2 separate regions of the Homo sapiens genome follow, and region 1 is linked to region 2. Evidence: read pairs that join two places in POLR2A ChIA-PET (ENCODE). Cell type or tissue: OCI-LY7. All regions are shown on one strand. Each heading gives the region's core, and the rest is flanking DNA. Links, peaks and the distances in the headings are about the cores only. Region 1 has its middle 63 kb from the start of TIAM2. Region 2 overlaps TIAM2 (TIAM Rac1 associated GEF 2).

Evidence for each region. ChIA-PET counts read pairs that join two places held together with the same protein. Peaks named below come from ENCODE experiments on the same cell type or tissue, not always from the same donor. Only the 100,000 strongest peaks of a DNase experiment are listed, where the experiment ranks them.
Region 1: POLR2A ChIA-PET joins it to region 2 with 5 read pairs; 3 of 35 experiments call an interaction of 5 or more read pairs at or near these places.

The regions. Positions count from the first base shown.
Region 1 is chr6:154,930,876-154,933,795 of GRCh38, reverse strand. No RefSeq gene overlaps it. Among named protein-coding and RNA genes, the nearest start is that of TIAM2, 63 kb to the left of the region's middle. In OCI-LY7, for the core only: no CTCF peak of the experiment used is centred there; a DNase peak (open chromatin) is centred at 1,535.
Region 2 is chr6:155,197,541-155,200,460 of GRCh38, reverse strand. All of the region lies in intron 14 of TIAM2 (TIAM Rac1 associated GEF 2), which reads right to left. Among named protein-coding and RNA genes, the nearest start is that of CLDN20, 65 kb to the left of the region's middle. In OCI-LY7, for the core only: no CTCF peak of the experiment used is centred there; no DNase peak of the experiment used is centred there.

The DNA.
Region 1 (2,920 bases), core at 277-2,776, 270 kb after region 2:
GTCTGTTGTCTTCCCCCACACCTGGGATCCACTGGCTCACCCACTCTGTGACTGGGGCTCCCAGGAGGCCCAGTCCCCTTCTCCCTGGAGCCTCTGCTGGCCCCTACACTAAGCTTCCCGGCACCCCCATCCCCATCCTGGAGATGGCCTGCTGTGATGACAGGACTGGTTCTAGAAAGCAGGGCTCGTTCCACATCCTTCTTACACTAACTCCATCTTTTCCCTGGGAGATGCTCGCAGGCTCTGCAGTTCAGTCAGGTTTTGTGTCTTGAAGTCTTCAAACTTCTTCAGACAAAAACCTCATGAAGTAAGCGCTGGGGGATGTTATCTTCATTTCACAAAAGAGAAAGCTGAGATGCAGAGCGGCTCACCAAAAAGATATTTAGTCAGTAAAAGCCATTCCAGTAAGTTATGAGAAAAACCAAAGATATGCCATGAAAGTTTGAGGAAAGCACATTCCAGAGTGGCGGTTTCCCCCTCTGTAAAAGGCAAAGGCCCATCCACGCTCCCACAACGGCCATCGCCATTTCAGAATCTGAAACAAAATGTGCTTCCCAGCTCTTTTCTTGCATAAAATAAACAGCACCACGTTTGAAATCATTATGTAAAATTAACTTCAAAGAAACAAGAAACACAGCCTAATAAAGGGGGGGGAGTTTCAGAAGTACCATTTTCAGAAGTACCATTCTCTCATATCCAACCCCCACCACTTTTCCAACTGAATGCAATTTTTGCCCAGAGAGCAACTTTGTCTGCAGAGACTACCCTATACTTGGGAAGGAAGAATGTAAGTAACAAGGTGCAAGCATCAGCATAAGTTGCAACTTCAAAAGGAATATAATCACCGTTTCTGTAAACTCTCCCTTCCAGATAAACAACTGTGTTCCCAGGTTGAAGATGAGTCATGTCCCATCCCCAGAGTCCTCCAAACCACACATTCCTCTTCCTGTCCCTGGCAGTCATTTGCATACATCCTAACCTAAACCAGGGCCGCTTATAAAAGAGCTTGTGTTGAACTTTCTTCTATTTAATTCCAGTGCTTTCTTCCAGCTACCCAATCTGTATGTAATTAAAATCATATTGCAGCAAATGTTGAATGGTATGAAAAGTTTTACCATATGTATACAATTGACTAGTTGTAGAATTTGGCATGTCTGCAATGATCCCATTAACAAGGAGCGAGCCTGGCTTATTTTGGAGTGCACGTTATATGCTTTGGATAGGTTCTGTTTTTAACTTGTTCTAACACTGCCCGTGATGTTTAACCCTTTGTTAGCGGTCAACAAGAAGTGTTCCTGCATTTCAACAATGAGGACCACTGTACCCTGATCAAAACCTCAGGTCAAAAACAATTTGTCTAGTGGAGGAAGTTTCCTTTGAAAAATTTCCATTTTCTAAACTAAAATTAGCCTGCTCAGTCTTGACAAAGGCTGAGCAGATACCATCAGAGCCTCTGGGATCAAGCTGAACCGAATGGAGAAAATACAGATGTAATCATCGCTTCCAAATACTGAGACCCAGGGTGCTCCTTGAAGCTTGAAAGAAATGATTTTAGGACAAAAAGAGGAAGTACTGTACTACTGCAGATAATAAGCATTTGAAACTTATGTCCCAAGAGGTAGCAGATAAACTATAAATAAATTCAAGAAGGAGTTAGCAAAGGTCATGCTGAAGATCTACCTTTGAGGAACATTCCTGACATTCTGTGACTGACACAAGGGAAGGAAAACATCTTTCCGCCTCATCACCCTCCCCACCCCACCCACCTTTCCCACACAACAATTGAAAAAACTGGGGCCTTTGTCAGAGGAAGAATACAAGGTCAGATAAGCCTTTGGTCTGACTCTCTGGGTCAAGACTTGATAAAATTTGTAGATAATAGAGCTGACCAGTTGCAATTTTGCTTTAAAGACATTCTTCAGTAAAGACTGCAGAATGAGTTGAAGTCTTTCTCAACATGTGCCATGAAGAAACATATGTTCTTAATCTGTGGGTTTAAAATTGTTTTAGAATTACATCGATGAGACATATCCTCAAAAGAAAAATCAGGCCACCAACCCCAAACACAAGAGTATAAGAGCAGTGTAGGATAATACTTCTTTCTAGCTTAACGTCTTACAACAAATCTGTTGTAAAAGTTCTTTAAAAAGGAACGTTCATCTGGAGCTTAAAAATATGCATACAGGAGATTTGACAGAGGGTATTAGTTTCTCGCTACAGGCAGGAGCCCCACTAAGCTGATCTGAGGATACAGTAAAGGCAAAGGTACGCAGCACCTCCAGGAAAGGGAGGTGGAGAAAGAAATGCCTTCATTACATTCATCAGATCAAGTTCTCAAATCAGAATTCAAATCCTCAGTTCTCAGTGCTGAATGTTAAGCCACGGAACGTTAAGATTAGAAAACCGCCAAATGAACCTAAACAATTCATCCCTTAAAAAGGAGATGGTATTGTGACCAAACTTTCTTCTTTAAAGTTGGGTACCTGGGTCAGGTATGGTGGCTCATGCCTGAAATCCCAGCACTTTGGGAGGTCGAGGCGGGTGGATCACTTGAGGTCAGGAGTTTGAGACCAGCCTGGCCAACACGATGAAACCCCAACCCTACTAAAAATATCAAAATTAAAAGAGAAAAAAAAAATTAGCCTGGCGTGGCGGCACATGTCTGTAATCCTAGCTACTTGGGAGGCTGAGGCAGGAGAATGGCTTGTATCCAGGAGGTGGAGGTTGCAGTGAGCCGAGATCATCCCACTGTACTTCAGCCTGGGCGACAGAGAGAGACCCTGTCTCAAAAAAAAAAGGAATTGCTCTGAGACCAGTCCAGACAGTGCTGCCTCCATCACCACGCATGGCTTAACTGACACAGAAACACAAGATGCTTTCACCTAAACAAGGCCTCTGTGTTACCCAGACAGAGCGTTCA
Region 2 (2,920 bases), core at 105-2,604:
TTTTTTAAAAAGAAGATAAGGAAGTCAGGGTAGATATTACAGGAGAGAAATTAGAATTAACAGCAAAACTCCACCATAAGAGGGTTCCAAAGAAACAAATCACAGGAAATATATGGCCACATGATTGCAAGGTTAATGAAAATCTGTATGAACCATCAAAAAAGGAACAAGAATAGATAGCGAAGCTATGACTGTAAATAACTGACCTTTCCCTGAACTGAGAAAGCCCCAGATGATCACAAGACCTTTCTGATCATCAGTCCCAACCCTCAGATAAGAATCCAGATGAGAAGACAAGGACTATCAGCAATCCGATCACATCTAAATTTGCTTTACTGCAAGGCAAATTATAACTGGGTTTTACTCTATGTATATTAATAGATAAATCTTTAAAAGGAAAAAAAAGCAGTTAAAATCCAGACATTTTTCCCTACATGGAAGGAAAAACAGGAAGACACAGTTCTATCTGTGTGTGCCACTGACTATGACCTTGTCCAAGCTACCAGAGGCTTGATGTGTCTCTATACCTTGATTTACCCAGCTGTGAAAGTAAAATGATAATAACACATCTCTGCTCCATCAGGGTGATGTGAGGGATAATTCATGTTTTTAAGGTTCTTTGTGAACTTTATATTGAGACAGCCTGCTATTATTAGGAAGCCTTAACAAACACGTTCTCTACCGCAGTCAAGACCTGACTCTATTTAAGGAGGGAATGGGACTGGCTGCAAAACCAAAATGGAATGTTTGATCCATTACTTTGCTTTTTTCGCTTCATAAAATTTTGGAGGAAATGTACACTCCTGTAGTTCTTATATTGTCACTTCAATCACGTTAAATACAAGAATTTCAGAGAGAGAAGGAAAAAATTTTAAACTATTTTGCCTCATCCCTTGTTTTAAGAGTCAAGAAAATAGTTATAGTAACCTGCCCATGGTCACAGACGAAAAAGCCAGGAACTAGAATCCATTTGAGACCTTATTTGAGACCCATAGTCTTTTACAAATGTTACTATCCCCAAATTAAAACACAACTCACTGTCACTATTGGCCTATACTGGTGATATAGAAGTTACTGTTCTCAGGCTGGGCACGGTGGCTCACACCTGTAATCCCAGCACTTTGGGAGGCCGAGGTAGGCAGATCACCTGAGGTCAGGAGTTCGAGACCAGCCTGGCCAACATGGTGAAACCCTGTCTCTATTTAAAAAATACAAAAATCATCTGGGTGTGGTGGTTTGTGCCTGTAGTCCCAGCTACTCAGGAGGCTGAGGCAGGAGAATCGCTTGAACCTGGGAGGCAGAGGTTGCAGTGAACCGAGATCGCACCATTTGCCTGGGTGACAAAGCGAGACTCTGTCTTAAAAACTTTTTTTGTAATTAAAAAAAAAAAATAAAGAAGTTACTGTCCTTTTTTAGTTGTGGTTTTGGTTTAGCTGGCAAATTAACTGTCATGGGCACCAATTAGCCCATTAAAATTGCAGAGCAGCACAGACGTGAGCCAGCAGCTAGGCTCCGTGGACTCCCAGGATATGCAGTAGGACTCCAGAGCTGGGGCATGTGGTTCTCCACCACCACAGCCATGGGCCATCCCAGGGTGCCCTCCACACATGTGCCACTGATGGAGACCTCGGCTCAAGAAAGTCTCGGCACCATTCCCTTGCATCAGATTTATAAAGAAGAAATCATGGAAGCCTCAAGATGTGTTCCAAGGATTCCTTTTATCCCCCATAATTCATTCTTAAGAACGTTGCCTTAACTTTCATTAAGAGATTTTTTTTTTTTTTTTTTTTTTTTGAGATTTGCTCTTGTTTGCTCTTGTTGTCTAGGCTGGAGTGCAGTGGCACGATCTCGGCTCACCACAACCTCTGCCTCCCGGGTTCAAGTGATTCCCCTGCCTCAGCCTTCCGAGTAGCTGGGATTACAGGCATACGCCACCATGCCTGGCTAATTTTGTATTTTTAGTAAAGATGGGGTTTCTCCATGTTGGTGAGGCTGGTCTCGAACTCCTGACCTCAGGTGATCCACCCGCCTCGGCTTCCCAAAGTGCTGGGATTACAGGCGTGAGCCACCACGCCCGGCCTCATTAAGAGATTTCTAACAACCTTCCTTTCACTCAATAGCTATTTACTCAATGCCTGCTATTTTTATCAAGAATTGTGCTGGCTGCTGTGTCTGAAACATCCTTTACACTCTTCAAAGTCCCTGTTTTCAAGGGATTGTCAGTAGTAGGTTAATTAGGACAGGCACACAGTGAGCGATATTGCAAGGCAACTTTCATATCAGCCATACAGACAAAATGCCTTCAGAGTTCAAAAGAGGAAGAGCCCAAGATTCCGCCAGTGTGACATGCAAGCAGCCCCACACTTCTCACAGACTACAATTGTAAAAGAGAAGCATGAAAGGTGAGTATTCAGGTTCTGTGAACTTCTACTCCCAGAGATCCCAAAAAATGATAAAACTTCTATTTGTGCTGCACCTTTTAAGTAGACCTAGCACATGTATTAATTTTCTCCTCTTTCCCCAGTGAACACATACTGACTTGCTCAGTGATATGGTTTGGCTGTGTTCCCACCCAAAGCTCATCTTGAATTGTAGTTCCCATAATCCCCACCTGTCCTGGGAGGGACCCGGTGGGAGGTAATTTAACCTTGGGCATGGTTACTTCCATGCTGTTCTGGTGACAGCGAGTTCAAACGAGATCTGATGGTTTCACAAGGGGCTTTCCCCCTTTTGGTCGGCCCTTCTGCTTGCCGCCGCCATGTGAAGAAGGACATGTTTGCTTCCCTTTCCACCATGATTGTAAGTTTTCTGAGGCCTCCCCAGCCCTGCAGAACTGTGAGTCAATTAAACCTCTTTCTTTTATAAATTACTCAGTCTCGGGTATGTCTGTATTAGCAGCATAAGAACAGACCAATACATT